Regions from separate parts of the Mus musculus genome. Here all the other regions are linked to region 1. Evidence: chromatin loops called from intact Hi-C (ENCODE). Cell type or tissue: left cerebral cortex. All regions are shown on one strand. Region 1 holds the start of Spry1 (sprouty RTK signaling antagonist 1). Region 2 holds the start of Gm5148 (predicted gene 5148). Region 3 has its middle 11 kb from the start of 4930556A17Rik. Region 4 overlaps Gm36620 (a long non-coding RNA gene).

Region 1 (4,000 bases):
AGTCAGCGGAAATCTGCCATGCATCTGAAATCCTAAAGAAGAGTGAGAGAGAAAATAAGCGACAGAAAGCGGATTTGGGGGAGAAGGGCTGCTGTCAAGTAACAAATTCCCCAAGCCACCTGGTAATGATCCCCTTCATCGGCTGATTTCAATGATGCCGAAGCCTGGCCAGAGTCCAACTCCAAAAAAAAGATTGCAGAGGACCATATCACAGGAAGACAGCAAAGACCTCATGCCTTAAAAATTAGAAGTTGCTCTCCAGCTTCTAAGAAGCAGAGGAAGTCGTGTCTTCCTGTTTGCAAACCTAACAAATAATTAAAATGAAATATGCCTTCGAAAGAGCAATTCAGTGTGAGCCCTGGAACTGTTCTCAGAGTTCACTGTCAGTTCACTGGCAGTTCACGTAAGGAAAATGTCAGCTACTTTTTAAAGATTAAGAATGGCTTTAGTGCTGTGGCCTCTCGGCCATTTATATGCTGTTACGAGCTTTAGATTAATGAGAAAATTAATCAAGGCAATTTCCAAAACACCGGCTATTCCAAGCTCACTCGGAATCTCAAAAGGCCATTTTCAGCAGAAGTCCGGGTCTGAAGCTAGCTCATCACACAGATCTGTGAGACGAGCAAAGGAAGCTACAAAGAATGAAGAGTGCTCTGCCACAAAGAACACAACCCGGACGGTGTGGACTTAGCTTTCCTTAAAGGTTAATCAAGGCTCCCCCACACAACGAGGATAACTTATGCACAAGTGTCAGCCCTTTAAAGCAGGGAGAGGAGCCCTGGTCTTTTTACATTATATTTAATTCCCTTCATTTATTAGCACGACAGACCTTGATTTTCACAAGCCCTGAATTGACCTGCTTTTTGTAGTAAAATAAATACACTGATAGACAACAAACACAACTTCCATGTCAAAAGGAAATAGCTTCCAATTTATAACGTATTCTTCCTGAGACAGACCAAACTCTTTCGATTCTGTTTCTGGGCAATAGGTATCTAAGATATTTTTTTACACAAATGCCTTCCGAACTCACAGATGCACCTTAATTCAAGAAGGCACCCCTTTGCACTTTTCTGGCATCCAAAGAAAATCAAAACAAATACGTCGGTTTACTATGGATGCTAACTAATGTCCCCAGACTACATATGTGTTAGCTTTTTGGAGGCCCCTCTAAGCTTATAACTACCTTCTCCGCACATGAGATGCACGGCCATAACAGCATGTTGTGGTGCCGAAGCCCTAAACGACACTAGAAAACTGCCCATCCTTGCTCCTGTGCCATATCTATTTTTTAAAAATTTAAAACTCCATAACGAAGACTTTAAATATGCCAAGTCTCATCCACAAGAAAGGAAGACGTGGGCACGGCTTGTTTGAGTTATGAAACCCCTAGGCACGGCTTTAATTTGCATTTTACAGGGCATTCCCAAGCAAGTTCGCTCAGGCGGAGCACCTAGGCACCCCGCAACTGTCCAGAGCGAAGCCGGTGCGCACCCGCGGACAGCAGTGTGGGTAGCACCGTCGGGCGCTTGGGCCCCACGCCGAGACCTCAGGGGCACCGAGCCGCGGCAGGTCCGGCCGGATAAAGTTATGAATGAAAACAGCTCGCGGGCGGGAGGAGGCAGCGCCCTCTCCCCGCGTCCCGCGGCACTGCGCTCCGAGCACAGGCGGGCGCTGGGTCCCCAGCGCCATCGGGTGCCGCGCGCTTGGCACGGGCTGCGCGAGGACCGCCAGGACCGCCCGGCCCGCCCCGGCCCGCACCTGCCGCCCGCACTCACCTCGGCCTCCGCGGCGCCGGCCGGGGGCGCCGAGCGGGCGGAGCGCGCGCCGCATCAAGCGCGGCGGGGCGGCCGGGCGCGCATGGCCCGCGCTGCGGCCTCGGCGGCCCCCGGGCAGGGGCGCTTCTCCGCGGTTGGCGGCGGCCGAGGGCGGCTCGGGGACATCCGCCGGGTGCGCGCGGCGCCCGCTCCACAGCACCGTCCCGTCCCGGTCGTCAGGCGCGCGGCCCGGCGTCGTCCCGGGCTCTCGGGTCCCCGCAGGTCCGCGTCCCCGCAGTCGCCACGCCGGCTGCAGACGAGCAGAGACAGAAACACGTGAGTCCCTTGCCAGCCCGGGACGCTGTCCTGCTCGCCGAGATGGACAGCCACGAGCCCCGGACACACACGGCCGTGCACGTTTTGCCCCCACGGAATGCCCCGCAGTCCAAAGCGCGTCCGAGAGACGCGTCTGCGCGAGGCAAGCCCGCACGCAGGGACGGGAAAAGTCAGGTCTGGCACGAGCGCCCGGCGGGTCGGTCCCCAACAATGCGCACAGACACGCGGGTGCGCGGCGGTGCCAGCCCGCGTTCGCACACGCGTAACTCGCTGCCTGGCTACGGAACTCGCTGCAGGGCCGACCGCAAAGCGCCGGGCACAGAGCTAGAGCCAGCTCCGAAAACGTCCAGCTCCTCGAAAATAAAATAAAATAAAGCACCATTCTCACCTGATCTTGCCAGGTCCTCGGCGGGAGGGGAAGGCTCTTACCTAGTGCAGAGCCTGGGGCCGGCCCTCCCGGCACATGCACGCCGCTCGCAGCCGCTCCTTAGCCCGCAGAGCTCTGGCTGCGGGGCCGCCGCAAACCCCTGCGTGCTGAGCACTCGCGCGCGGGCTCCGCAGCATTTCAGCGTCGCCGCCACCTCCACCTCCACGCCGGGACCCGCCCCCGGTGATATCATGTGTCAATCACGCGGGCTGCACGAAAACCCGGAGCAGGATTTCAGCGATCGTGGATGTGGACTCGAGGACGCTCTAACAAAAGTCGATTGCCTGCAGGAGTCCTGCGAGCGCAACTGGGGAGGAGCGGGCATTCCAGGGCCCCTGTCAGTCGTGAGCTGTCAGCCTCCAATTTAAGGGGACTGGTGCAGCCACCCTTAGAGTTGAGTTTAAAAAGAGTTGTGAAGAACATTTAAAAAACAATAACAAACCACCAACAACAACGGAAAAAAAAATGTGTACACCATGACACCGTGCCCCCAGATAAAGGGAAAAGTGCAAAGTTCAGATCATGCGAAATATGAAAGTTTCAGAAAGAACAGTCATTTTTGCAAATGTAATATAATTACACACTAAAGGGTGGGATTTCCTGCTGTGGGGTTTTAGTGATTGCTCCATTTGGTTTGTGATACGATCCCTAAAATTACACGGGGGGAGGGGAAGGGGAGAAAACGGGGCCCAAGTTCTTCCTGCTTTGTAATGTTTGTATAATTTTGTCCAAAACACCAATGCATTTTAAATGAAATAAAATAAGCATAACTCATCAGGAAGTTTTAGCTTTAGCCATATGTCTGTCACGGGGTGGGGGACTTTAGTAAGCTGGGAATGCTTTTTGCGTCTTTACATACTATGGAATTTGGTTATTTATTATATGGACGCTATAGCTCAGGATGTAGTGAAAAGGGCTGTATGTGGAATTAAAAATTCCATAGAGTTTTAAAAATAACCTAAGACCCCCAAAATATTGATAGAAAATATTTTTCCAGGGAATTTTATCAGGAATGGTATTTGATAAACAAAAACTCCATGATCTAAATCACCTGTGAATGTGAGTTAGGATATTTTGGGTTCAAAGTAATTTTTTTTTTAAGTCTTAACAATTGCAGTGAGTTTTTATAAAGTTTTTGTTGTTGTTGGCATAATGCATTTGCAAGCTTTTGAATGTTTTTAGAATTCACGGTTATGTGTGGAATTACATGCAAGGAACCCAGGACACTCCCTATGAAGAAGATCAGCAGTAAGAAAGTGCACTAGAAGGTAATAGAACGTATTAAAAGCCAAGAAGCTGTTTGTTCACCCTTCATGCAAGGGGATGTGTTAAAGTCATATTTTCAAATGTAGAGTTGGTGGGGCTTTTGTGTCTTGTCTATTTTTCACAGATGTAGGAGCATAATGAGGTTTCTCCAGTGGATCTGCTTTTGTTCTTTTTGTGCGTGAAGAGATTTGCAGTGTCAAGTAAGAAATACAGT
Region 2 (4,000 bases), 83 kb before region 1:
GTGAGCACAGATTCCTGTTCTTTCTCCAATTTACCACATAATCAGAGGTGCTCAGTGAACAAAAAGATGAAACCCTCAGCCTCCAAGCGCTGAACTGTCAACCAAGAGGGACTGAGTCTAAGCTGCAATGTCCAGGAGGTCTCAGTCCCCACCAACTAGGCTGGCTAAAGACACAACATAGAGAACAAATATGATGGATGGGCTTAGTTTTCAAACATCAGAAGGTTTCCTATTCATCCATGCTCAGAGGAACTGCCGTAATTAGCCCAGGATCCAGAGAAGTCAGATTATATACCAGGTCAAAGGATGTGACTCCCTGTGATACTCATAAAACCCTATTGGCTCGGGCTCCACACTATTAAAAGGCATCAAGACGTTGGCCTACTTGAGAAACCACATCCTGTCAGGCTCTTGAGGTATGGTGCAGGAGTTGAATGACCAGATGTGGCAAGTTGAGTTATAGATGCCTGGATAGTAGACCAGCTCTACTTAGGGTGTCAGGGAGACATGGGCTGTACATGACTATCTTTCAGGAAAGTGGCTGCACTGGGTGTCTGTCATTGACATTGGAGGAAGGGATTTAGGAGATCATCTGGTGAAGGTTGGCTTTGTAGACTTCCCAGATTTGAGTGAGGTCTCTACTCTCCACCTCTGAAATAAAACCAGAGAGGGCAAGACAAGATCACCTGCTGCCCAAGAAGACATTCACTGGGATGTGTCTCCCCAGCACAGCCAAAGCAAAAGAAACAGAAGTGGGGGCAGGGGCACCCTGACTAAAGAATGATCTGTCATCCCAGCTCAGCAGTGAAATGGGAAAAGAATGTTCTGGACCATGACCCCAGACAAGGTCTCTATCTTCCAGAGAGCGAACTAGGACAAACTGATGTGGGTAGGAGAGGGCCCCGTGACTCCAACATTTGTGACCTCCACAGCCTGATGCCCACACTGAGAGCTTCGGCAAATGACCTCTCTAAAATGCCTGGAGTGGAGGTCATAACCAAGACCTACCTGACAGAGTGTCAGAAGGAATGAGAGAGGGTATCACAGTGCTGGCACTAGGCAGCGCTCACAGATGGTATCTGTTTCCCTTCTTCACAGGTCTCTCCTCAACCCTTAGCTAACCCATAAACACTGGGCTGGCAGAGCCTGTGCCTGCCAGCCTTCTCCTAAGCTGAGTGAACACCAGGTTCTTTAGGTGTTGGCTGGTTGACTAATAGGCGCTGGAGCAGCTGAGCTGTTTAGGTCACGTGTGACAACATGTTCCTACCGTCAGAGAAACCTCCACCAGCCCTTTATGTGGGGAAGAAAAAGCTGCAAGTCCTCGAGCCTTTTGAAGTAAAGCAAAATGTCCCTCGCTGCCCCCTCCCATTCGGAAGATGAAGGATGCTCGTTTTGGGGGGTGGAGGGAGCGGGCAGCGTGGCGCTCTGGCCTCCGTGAGACTTGCAGTACCTGCTGGAATGCTGCGGTTCAGCTCCGTGAAGCCGAAATGCCAGTCCAGCCTTTCATTTGTCCCGATCAAAGCAGCAGTGGGGCGGTGCAGACCTGAGTTTGCAAAATGCATGCTCCCACCAGGGTGCAGAGCTCACCTGTCCCTGCTGGAGCAAGGTGCGCCCTAGCCAACACAGTCACGTGGCCGCCCAGCCCTCCTCGAGTTACCTGGAATGTCTGGGCGGAGGCCAGAAAGACCTGGAGCTGCGCGCGCAGGTGATGTGCCCCAATTACTCTTGTTTGTCTTGAAACAGAGTTGGGGCGGGGGGGGGGGGGAGTTTCACGGGGATGCATTCAACTCTCCTTTCGGGGGTAGTAAAGAGGGGCTGCAAATACACCCGAAGTGCATACCTAAATCTGCTGTGGGTGGGGACCGAAGCCTTGGCACCCATCCCTGCTGTTGTGGCCAGATCAGAAGGGTCATTGTGTGAGCCATGGCGACTGAGCCTGGCTGTATAATAGGCGCATTATGAGGCTATGCACCTGGCTCCCGCGGAGCCTGGGAGTGAAAAGCTGCTTGCAGAAAGCCGAGAGGAGGCCTTCCGTTGTGTCAAAAGAAGGCTGTACGCGATATCTAATTCCAGTCATTGTGTAGGGGGGCATCACAGAGCCCCGGGAGGCCGAAGGGTGCCTGCCAGTCACTTCCCAGCCACTGGGACTTCTCAGTCTCCTCCCGCCCCTCTTCCCCCCCAGACCTTATAAAACAAAGGGGAAACAGTTTTACTGTGGCCCAGTATCAAAGAAATTGGACGCTAACAGGTTTAGTTCAGAGTCTGAGACCAGAAAGGAGGAAGAAAACACTGGAAGGGCTTCCCCTTGGAGGGAGGGAGAACGAGGAGGGGACACAGGCACCTCCGAAATTAACCTAACTGGAAAAGGAAGAAAAGTCAGATAATATCCTTTCTGCCGTCCCCCTAATACCTTAAGGAGTTCAAAGGTTTTCCAAGCCTGGGGCATTGGCAGTTATAATTACACAGTAAAATACCTAAGGTTAATGAGTAACCTCCAAAGGAAGTTACTGCGCATAATGACGGCAATTTCTCTGAACTAAATGTTAAAAATAAGGCCTGTAATACTATGCGAAGGAAATGGTGGCAATTGGCAAATGGAACCCCGTTGCTTGGTAACAAAACCTGAGCTATGAGCTTTCTCTCTCTACCTGCCCGAAAGCGGTGGGAGCGAAGAGCTGGGTTCCCGCCTGCAGTCTGAGAGGCAGACAACCTTCTGCAGGCACAGCTGACCAGCCCAGGAACTGGAAGCAGATGTGGCTGGCCCAGGAAGAATTCCCTAAGAATGTCTAAGCGGTAAAGGAAGTCAGGGGTGATCTGGAAGCGATGCAGGAGTTTTAAAAAGTACTCCACAAACAGAACCCTTCAGACAAACCCACCCCCAGCAAAATCTCTCTCCGCTTCTCGCCTTTTGTCTGTCCTAACATAGACTTACACTTTGAACCAGCGCAACCAAGAACTGAGTCGGGAAAGGAATACAGTTAAGACAGCCCAACAGAGCAGTATTCCTTGCAGAAGACCGTGTGTACACATTTGGACTCCCCAGTTCCGACTGTACGTCTGAGAGTGAGATCCTGGACTCTGCTCCTTCAGGCTGATCCACAATCAACCAGAAATTGCCCGCAGCAAAGTCACTATTGCCTTAAAGCAGCATGGGAACTATGTAGTGAGAGTCTGGGTTGAAGGTGGGTGTTTCAGATCCCTGTATGTTCTACAGCTGCTGTTCTCTGTTCTGCCTCGGGATCTGCATCAGAAGCTTCTGTGAAACTGCAGATGCCTGAGCCGGAGCACAGCTGCAGGGTACAGCTCCTGTCAGGCATGCCCGAGGCTCTGCATTCAGTCTCCAGCACCATCCCCAAATGCAGATTTCTGGGTCTTTGTTCATACAGGGGATTCAGGGCTGGAACCCAGGCACCAACGCTTCATAATTTCCATCATACTCCAACATGTATACATATATATATATATATAATAGAATAGGGGGATTTGTTTTTCAATTTTTTTTCTTGACCCTGTTTCTAAGTGGTCCCAGCTTCCCCGTCTCCCAGAGATCTGCCTGCCTCTGCTTCCTGAGTGCTGGGATTAGAAGTATGCATCACCATGATCTATCAGGTGCGTGCGTGCGTGCGTGCGTGCGTGCGTGCGTGCGTGCGTGTGTGTGTGTGTGTGTGTGTGTGTGTGTGTTAAAGAAAACTAGGGCCAATGAGATGGCTCAGCCTATAAAAGCACTTGCCACACAAGTAAGAGGCCCTGAGTTTCATCTCTGGAACACACCTTAAAGGTAGAGGAGAAACCAGCTTCACAAAGTTGTCATCTGGCCTCAACACATGGACACTCAAGTCCACATGTCATACACACACACACAGTACTAATAATAATAAATAGAAATTTTAAAAGCTGTACTCTAAACACCCTATATTTCATGTTTCATAATTAAATAAGCTTTGAAGGGGAGTGCAGCACTGGAGACAGCTGCCAGACAGGCTGTATGGTCATTTACCGT
Region 3 (4,000 bases), 180 kb before region 1:
TCTCTCTTCTATCTCTTGTATTCTGTTGGTGATGTTTGCATCTATGACTTCTGACCTCTTTCCTAGGATTTCTATCTCCAGAGTTGTCTCCTTTTGTGATTTCTTTATTGTTTCTACTTCCATTTTTAGATCCTGGATGGTTCTGTTCAATTCCTTCACCTTTTTGATTGTGTTTTCCTCTAATTCTTTAAGGAATTTTTGTGTTTCCTCTTTAAGGGCTTCTATCTGTTTACTTGTGATCTCCTATATTTCTTTAAGGGAGTTATTAATGTCCTTCTTAAAGTCCCCTATCAGCATCATGAGATGTAATTTTAAATCCAAATCTTGCTTTTCTGGTGTGTTGGAGTATCCAGGACTTGCTGTTGTGGGAGAACTGGGTTCTGATAATGCCATGTAGCCTTGGTTTCTGTTGGTAAGGTTCTTGGGCTTGCTTTTTGCCATTTGGTTATGTCTGGTGTTAGTTGGTCTTGCTGTCTCTGGCTTAAGCTTTCCACCCTCCCCCACCCCACCCCACACACACACAACCCCTGTGGGCCTGTAAGCCAGCGTCAGCACTCCTGGGAGACCAACTCTCCCCTGGCAGGACCCATGCACAGAGGGCTGCAGAACAGCCCCAGCTCCTGGGTGCAGATGAAGGCAGGAAGGACCCTGTCGCTGCTGCTCCACAGCTCCCAGCAGCTATTTCGAAGTCCTATTTTTCCCCGTTTCTGGACCAATTATGAGAAAGAAGAGGAAAAATCCCCACCAAGTTTCTGTTTCCTGGAAGGAACTATGTCCCCATAGGGTGCATAGGGACAGACAGGTGGCAAACAGGCTGGGGTTTCTCATCTTTACACAGATTCACTACTAAAACCTTAAGATACATCTTAAGTATGTGATGTGGACATATTTGAACAAATGTCCAGTTTCCTTCATGTTCTTCAGAATGTATTTCTAGATGAGAAGGAAAGTCCATGAAGCATAACAGGAGGAAAGAAATTTTGTTTCTAGGGACAAAAATAGAGACTGACTCAAACTCATTCAGTGTGCAAGTACCAGGCCAAAATACAGCTCAGGGAAGAGCACTTGCCTAACATGAGCAAGGTTGTAAGGTGGACCTCAAAACCATATAAAGTAGTTATGCTAGCACATATCTGTAATCCCAGCATTCCAAAGGCTGAGAGTCCAGGGAGGAGCTTGAGTTCAAAGTCATCCTCAGGTACAGTCAGTTCAAGGCCATGAAACCTTTATCAGGCCCACAGTACACGACCCCCAAGGAGCGACATGAGGGAAGCCATGGCAAGTCCTGTCCTTAAGGAAGGTGAATGGTTTTAGAGTAACAAAGATTCCATCCAGTTTTTACTGAAGAGTTTCTTGATAATAAAGTCTTTCTACAAATAATCTGTTCTGGCAACACAGTCACGTCTGAGAAGCAGGACAGATGGCCACAGGCTGTGGAAGGTTCTGGTAAAGAATGCTGCTCTTTGTGATTGAGAAATGAGGTCACTTTGAAATAAGTAAATGTCCTGAAACGGGGCTATTCAACAAGGAGGTATGGTTTTTTGGGGGTTTTTGGGTTTTTTTTTTTGAGCTTCCAAGGTGGAGTCGGGGTTCTCTAGATTAATCTTTCTATTTGCTTCCAGAGGATTCATTCAAAAGTTGACACTTTTGTGCAAAGAACATCCTGGGGTTGACTGTGACAGGCAGGTGGCATTGCCAGAGATTTAGCAGCAGGCCATCAACCTGTGGGAAAGAGTCTGTGGCTGGTCCAGCCCCTTGCTAAGCCCGGCAATCTCTCCTTGTCCCCCACTCCCCCAAATTGGGAAGCTTGGAGCTAAGGGAAAAAAAAGAAAGGCTATGTAAAGTGTGAGAAGAAAGTAGAACAACATGGAAAATAAAAGACAAAAGCAGATGGGATATGCCAGCCAGCCATCTGCACAGCTGAAGGCTTTCTCGGCATTAAAAAAAGAAAGAAAGAAAAAAAAAAAAAAAGGGGCCCCACTGTTCCTGAATCAATTGCTTCCTATTCACAGGCTCACTGTACAGGGCTAAATTCAAAATGGCTCTTGGGAAATGCTTGCCAATCCTGTGGTCTCCGTGTAGGCCTTATTTTTCCTTTTCTTTTTAAGGCCGGAGGATGTAAGTATGTATCCACGCTGTAAACCTGCCAGCACTCACTGGAATGAGTCAAAGAGACCTGGCATTAAATCACAGAGATTTGAGCTGCTAATAAATGCAGCAGGCCCCATCCATTGTTGATTAATTCTGACTGGAATCTAAACAGCAAACAACAATCCCTCCTCTGAACGGCTCTGGTACCCATTAGCTTGATGTGTTTATTAGACAAGGCTGTGTTCCTTGGAGCTTATTAACAACGGATTAAAAAACTGCAAACAAATCTAGGTTTCTTATTATGATTTAAGTGTGGGTACCACGTACTAACGTTCTTAGGGTTTGACAGTAAAGACAAACAAAGCTAAAACTTACCATTACGACAAACTAAGGTCTTGGTACAATGGTTGAAAGGTTATTGTCAATGCCGACTCTCAGCCCTCAAACAAATAATCAAGATCACAGTTTAATTTTATAGGTTTAGAATTGCTACTTTTTTAGATTCATTTTATGTCTATGAGGTTGTCTGTCTACATGTATTGGGGGGGGCTGTCTGTATGTCCACCAAATGCATGATTAGTGTCCTTGGAGGTCAGAAGGTATCAGATCACCCTGAAACTGGAGTTACAAATGTTTGCAAGCCACCATGTAGGTGCTGGGAACTAAAGCTGAGTCCTCTGTAGGAACAGCCAGTGCTCTTAACCATTAAGCCACTGGAATTGCCACTTAAGAAAAGCAAAACCCAACAAACAAAAACTACCCTCCATTCTTGAGCAGGAACGTAAGCACCACAGTAGGCTTGGAGGTAAACTCTTTGCAAATAACACAATCTATTGCCCATGTTTAAAGATTATCTGGGGCTAGCGAACTGTTTGCACTTCGTTAGAGTCACCACAAATCAGAATCCCACAGACAGTCTCCAGTGGAATGGCCATGTGCCAGTGGGACCTCTGTATGCTGCGTCGTAGTGATTATTTTGTATAGGCTTAGCTTCAACTAAGGGTTTAGTTTACAGTACAGTGTGTGGTGATAGCCTGAGTTGCCCCCATAGTGAGAAATCGGGGACCAAACACAAGTACCAGCATTCAAACCTTTCCTTTGGATCCACACTGACCACTCAATCCTGGTGGACTCCTGAAGCCTGGTAGAGGCTATGTGCATCCCAATGGGTCTCTGAGGGCTGTATGTTTCAAACGACACAGAGAAACAAAGATGCAAAAGCGTATGTGTAACCCCAGGAAAACTCTCAGAAAAGTTACTGGCCTTAACTCAAGCGACCTAAAGACTATAACTTAATTATTCTGACTTATAGGTCATTATAACCAGTAACTATGTATTATAGCTATGTAAATTTCATATCCCTGAGATTTTTTAAACACTGTTTAAATAATATGTGAAGAGAGAAATTGTTCATATTTTGGCCAACTAGGAAAATTCTCATCAAACCTGGAAGTTTAGAAGACCATGGCTCTACTGAGGTGATATCTTAATGGGTGCCTTCCCAGGTCCAGCCCCCACCACCACCACCACCACCCCTGCAGCCCAGAGCTATGACTTCAGCATGGAAGTACTCCCCAGAGCTCCTCCCAGACCAGAGCTGTTTCTTCAGCATGGACGGGCTCCCCAGAGCTCCACATGACATCACAAACCAGCACAGTGGCTCTGAAATTAACTCATTCCCTCCCCCTAATCCTAAGCCATGTTCCTTTCTGCAGCATGTAAACTACTCAGCTTTTGTTCCTACCTTTGTCCCTCCATACCCCCCAGGAAAGCATTAAAACATTGATAGTGAGGATAAGAAAACAAGAAAAGTGTGTTATAAACTTGATTAAACCTCCACACAAAGACTTCTGCAATTACGATGATATTCATGGTCATAACTATGACTCATAAGCCAAGAGGAGTGTTT
Region 4 (4,000 bases), 97 kb before region 1:
GATTGCTGCAGACTTTGAGAGACGGGCTTCATCCTTAAGGACTGAGATAACGGGAGGCTCAGGGCATTCTGGGAGCCATTGGAATTCCCTGTGGAAACGACAAGAACATTCTTTTGAGCATCTTTTGCTAACAGTAAATCTTCACCCTTCAGGGATGAAATCATAACCACGCGCAGCCAACAGCACCTGAATGGGTGAGCTAATAAAGCTGTCTTTGCTTTAAAACCAGATGGAGCTATCAGTAAGAGAGATTGGAATTCTAGGAAACAGATCCTAGCTTTCAGAAACATGCTCACAGAAACGCAATAAAAGAACCCTAGTCTCCCCAAAGGATGTTCACCTTAGTCAAGCTCTATTTTGGAGGGGAATAGCTGGGGGGGGGCACGTTCAGTAATTTTTCTTTAAACCAACTTTATTCCTTTTAAATGCCATCTTGACTATTACATGGTCTCATTTGTATAGAACCTGAGAGTGAAGGCGTTGTGCAGATGAAGCCATATAGGAAAATTTACAAGATTTAAAAAAAAAAAACAAAACCATTCACATTTCAATTAAGTAGCTGAAAGAAATGGCTACGGGACATCTAGGGGTGGAAAGAGCCAGTTCAATTGTGTTTCACCCTCTGTGGCACTGAGCCAATCACAGCGAGCTTCCCCATGAGGTTGCTTAAAGGATGGCGTGACTTCATCTATGTAAAGCATTTTGACAATCTAGCACATAATAAAATCCACATAAGTGTTAGCGGCTATTAATCTTTATTAATATTTTCCTGTTCCGGGGTCTCAGAATTTTTAATGTCTTTCATGTGGTTTCGTTGCTCACTCACCCCACTTATGTCAAATGTAGCTTCCCGTCACGGGGCGCACACACGTTTTTAAGGCGTGGAAAAATCACACATGCTTATGCATGGCGTTCTTATCTAGACAGATGAGCGTTCATGCAAATCAGCTGGTTTCTACTCAAGGGCCTTGACACACTCTCTAATTGCAGGATTGCCACATCCTTCTGGTTTCGAGAAAAGTTCTATCTGGCATTCAGCAAATATTTACTGCATGCTAACCATAGCCACGGCAACACGTCAGGAACTGCAGAAGAACAAGGAAAGAAAAGGCACAAGATCCTCAGAATACTTGCCAGCTGAAGGAGACACATCGGTTGAGGGAACAAGGGTGGGCAGCCCTGGAGCTGCCCTGTGCCTGCCAGCAGCATCCTTGGAAGACAAGCAAGTGGGATGTGGAGAAGGCAGAGAAGGCAGCCCCAAGGATGGGTCACTGCACCAGCCCTTCCAGTGGCTTTGAGCCGAAGCACAAGGGAGGAGTAGAATTCAGGATAAAAGGGACAGTGCTTGAAGAATGTTTTATCCTGACACACACACACACACACACACACACACACACACACACACACACACATCTCAGCCTTTGAAGCTGTTTGGTTTTTTTGGGTTTTTTGGGGGTTTTTTTGGCAGTGCAAGGAATAGACCTGGATCCCGAGTCTGGCAATCAGTGCTCTACCACTGAACTACATCCCTAACCCTCTCTTAGAAGTGATGTAATTTAAACAGAGAATTGGGTTTTTAAGATTTTAGATTTACTATGAGAGTAACTCTAGCAAAGACTCCAGTAATGGAGGACAAGGATCCCGAACTGACCATCTTCTGTAACAAGGCAAGCCCTCAAGTGGAAGGTGTTTGGTTTCAGACCCAAAATATGTACCTCAGTCCCTTGTCCCACGTCTGAAGCCAGAGGCATTTGGACACCAACCCAGCCACAAAATTTTCGCCCTACACACAGTTTGTCATGCCTGCAGAGTGTTCTGGGACTGCAGCCAAGCATAATCTTCCTCAGAGGGACCAGAGAGACTTCAGCCAGCAGCTGATAGGAGCAGATGCAGAGTCCCCCAGACAAACATTAGAAGCTGCTCAGGGAGTCCTGCGGAGGGGGGAGAGGAAGGATCAGAGGAACCAGAGGGACACACGAGGAGAATATGGTCCACAGAATCAAATGACCAGGATTCATCGAGACTCACAGAGATCAGGGAAGCGACAGGAGTCTGACCTAGGTCCTCCGAATATAAATTATGGCTGAGTAGCGTCGTGTTCTTGTTGGAATCCTAACAGTGGGAGTAGGGCCTGTCCTTGACTCTTCCCTACTTGTGGGATCCTTCTTCTCCTACTGGGTCACCTCGTTCAGCCTTGATGTGATGGTATATGCCTGGTCTAATTGTAGCTTGTTATGCTGAGTTTAGTTGAGGTCCCTGGGAGGTCTACTCTTTTGGGGGGGGGTGGAGGGACAGGCATGGGGGAGGGGTGGATCTGGAGGAGAGGAGAGGTGAAGGGGAGAGAGGCAGGGAGAAGAAAAAGAGGGAAAACTGTGGTCCGGATGTAACATTTGAGAGAACAATAAAAAGTAGATTTTAGATTTATTTTAACTATGTATGTATGCCTGTGTCTGTGTGAAGGTTCATAGATGTGAGTGCAAGTGCCAACGAGTCCAGAGGAGAGTACTGGATCCCACTGGTGCTAGAGTTGCATCTGGCTGTAAGCAAAAGCTTATTATCAAAACTATATGATTCGAGCTATTTTATAAAACCCTTGTAGACTCAGAGCCCTCACAGCCACTGTGACTGAGACATGTATAGATTCGAGCATCTATAGCTTATCTCTGTATGTTTTCAGGGGTTTGAGGATGCGTTAACCTGTATTCCCAATGCTTCTGGCTCACCCCGTGCCACAGAAGAATGAGGTGCAGGCATGGGATCCACCCACAGCACAAACAGACTTCATGCCCTGGTATGTCTTCCAAGTGGATCAGCCAACTCCAAAGGCCTCTTCTCATGGACAGTGACTGTTGCTTTATTCTTCCCCGACATTCATAAGATTTTACTGGGTTTTTTTTCAGACTACGTAACTAATTTGTGCTTATTTAAAAAAAAAATCCATCACACCGACAAATCTCCTGAAATCTCCTGGCAATCCCACATCTCTGAGACAAGCCTATTAATACTTGAAGACTCCCCTGAGTATGTATTATGTATGCACACATGTGTGTCTTTTATATAACTGTGTCACAGTATCAGGAACACATTGATAACATAAATACATTATTTAGTCATTTCATTTTCAACTTCTTTTCCATTTTTCTATTCCTCAGTCCTACATCCCAGTCTATCTACCATTCAGAATTACATGCAAATGCATATATAATTAGAGGTATAGCCCAGGGATACACTTGACTACCATCCATAAAATCTTAGACTTATTCCCCAGTAAATAAAATGTATGTATGTATGTATGTATGTATGTATGTATGTATGTAGTATTACTATTATTAAATTTAGATTTATAAAATTAGTCTCCATTACATGTACTTAATCACACTTCGCCCTAAAGTATTTACTGCAAGCCTACTACGTGCAGGCAGGTCACCAAATATGCTTGCTACCTGTACACTCTGTCAATAAATTCTCACAAAAAAAGTTATAAAATTCATTTCCCTACTGTCCTCGTTTTATAAATGAGAACACTGACCACCTTTCCCTAGGGTACTCATCGCAGATGCAGGACAAGCACAGGGGTGAGTGCTGGCGAGTCAGCTCTGTCAGCAAAGCCCTTGTCCTGCAAGCACAGCGCCTCGGGTTCAATCTCTAGAGCCCACAACTGGTGGGATGGCTTCCCTCACATTATTAGTTAGGGGTGACCTTGAGACAGCCCCTCCTCCCCAAGCAATACAGGCTGTTGCCCAAATGCGCACCAGAACTTGTTGGTAAAACTCTATGACTGAAGATAGCACACTTTGGCCACAGAACATGGAGAAGTCAAGTTGGTATTAATGAGAAAGCTTCCTTCCTGCTGACTAGCTTTCATAGTACTGGAAAGAACTGGCCAGTCCTTCAACTTTACCAATGAAGACTTGGGAACCAGATGCTGGGGTGAGAGCCTGCTAGCTCAGAGAGGCAGAGAAAGCTTCCAGCCGACCTTCCTCTTCAGCCAGTGTCTCAG

What was found. A loop is a pair of places that touch in the nucleus more often than their neighbours do. Peaks named below come from ENCODE experiments on the same cell type or tissue, not always from the same donor. Only the 100,000 strongest peaks of a DNase experiment are listed, where the experiment ranks them.
Region 2: a loop joins it to region 1, with 6 times the contacts of the local background. A loop is called at or near these places in 13 of 42 quality-filtered maps.
Region 3: it touches region 1 in a loop (11-fold over the local background); 4 of 42 quality-filtered maps call a loop at or near these places.
Region 4: it touches region 1 in a loop (2.5-fold over the local background); 13 of 42 quality-filtered maps call a loop at or near these places.

The regions. Positions count from the first base shown.
Region 1 is chr3:37,638,587-37,642,586 of GRCm38, reverse strand. Spry1 (sprouty RTK signaling antagonist 1) reads right to left here and starts at 2,640. Exons shown (of 3, transcript NM_011896.3): 1 at 2,482-2,640; 2 at 1,779-2,067; 3 at 1-32. In left cerebral cortex, CTCF peaks have their summits at 1,612 and 2,796; DNase peaks (open chromatin) are centred at 1,574, 2,136, 2,409, 2,727 and 2 more places; H3K4me3 peaks cover 2,544 bases; H3K27ac peaks cover 2,325 bases.
Region 2 is chr3:37,721,908-37,725,907 of GRCm38, reverse strand. Gm5148 (predicted gene 5148) reads left to right here and starts at 1,548. Exons shown (of 3, transcript NM_198657.2): 1 at 1,548-1,705. It overlaps Gm36620 (a long non-coding RNA gene), which reads right to left and starts at 1,748. Exons shown (of 3, transcript XR_880784.3): 1 at 1,009-1,748. In left cerebral cortex, CTCF peaks have their summits at 1,350 and 1,552; DNase peaks (open chromatin) are centred at 1,454, 1,961, 2,679 and 3,107; H3K4me3 peaks cover 1,720 bases; H3K27ac peaks cover 2,066 bases.
Region 3 is chr3:37,815,072-37,819,071 of GRCm38, reverse strand. No RefSeq gene overlaps it. Among named protein-coding and RNA genes, the nearest start is that of 4930556A17Rik, 11 kb to the left of the region's middle. In left cerebral cortex, no CTCF peak of the experiment used is centred here; DNase peaks (open chromatin) are centred at 1,066, 1,420 and 2,006; H3K27ac peaks cover 1,015 bases.
Region 4 is chr3:37,735,432-37,739,431 of GRCm38, reverse strand. It overlaps Gm36620 (a long non-coding RNA gene), which reads right to left. Exons shown (of 3, transcript XR_880784.3): 2 at 1-88. Among named protein-coding and RNA genes, the nearest start is that of Gm5148, 13 kb to the right of the region's middle. In left cerebral cortex, no CTCF peak of the experiment used is centred here; DNase peaks (open chromatin) are centred at 129, 941, 1,087 and 1,833.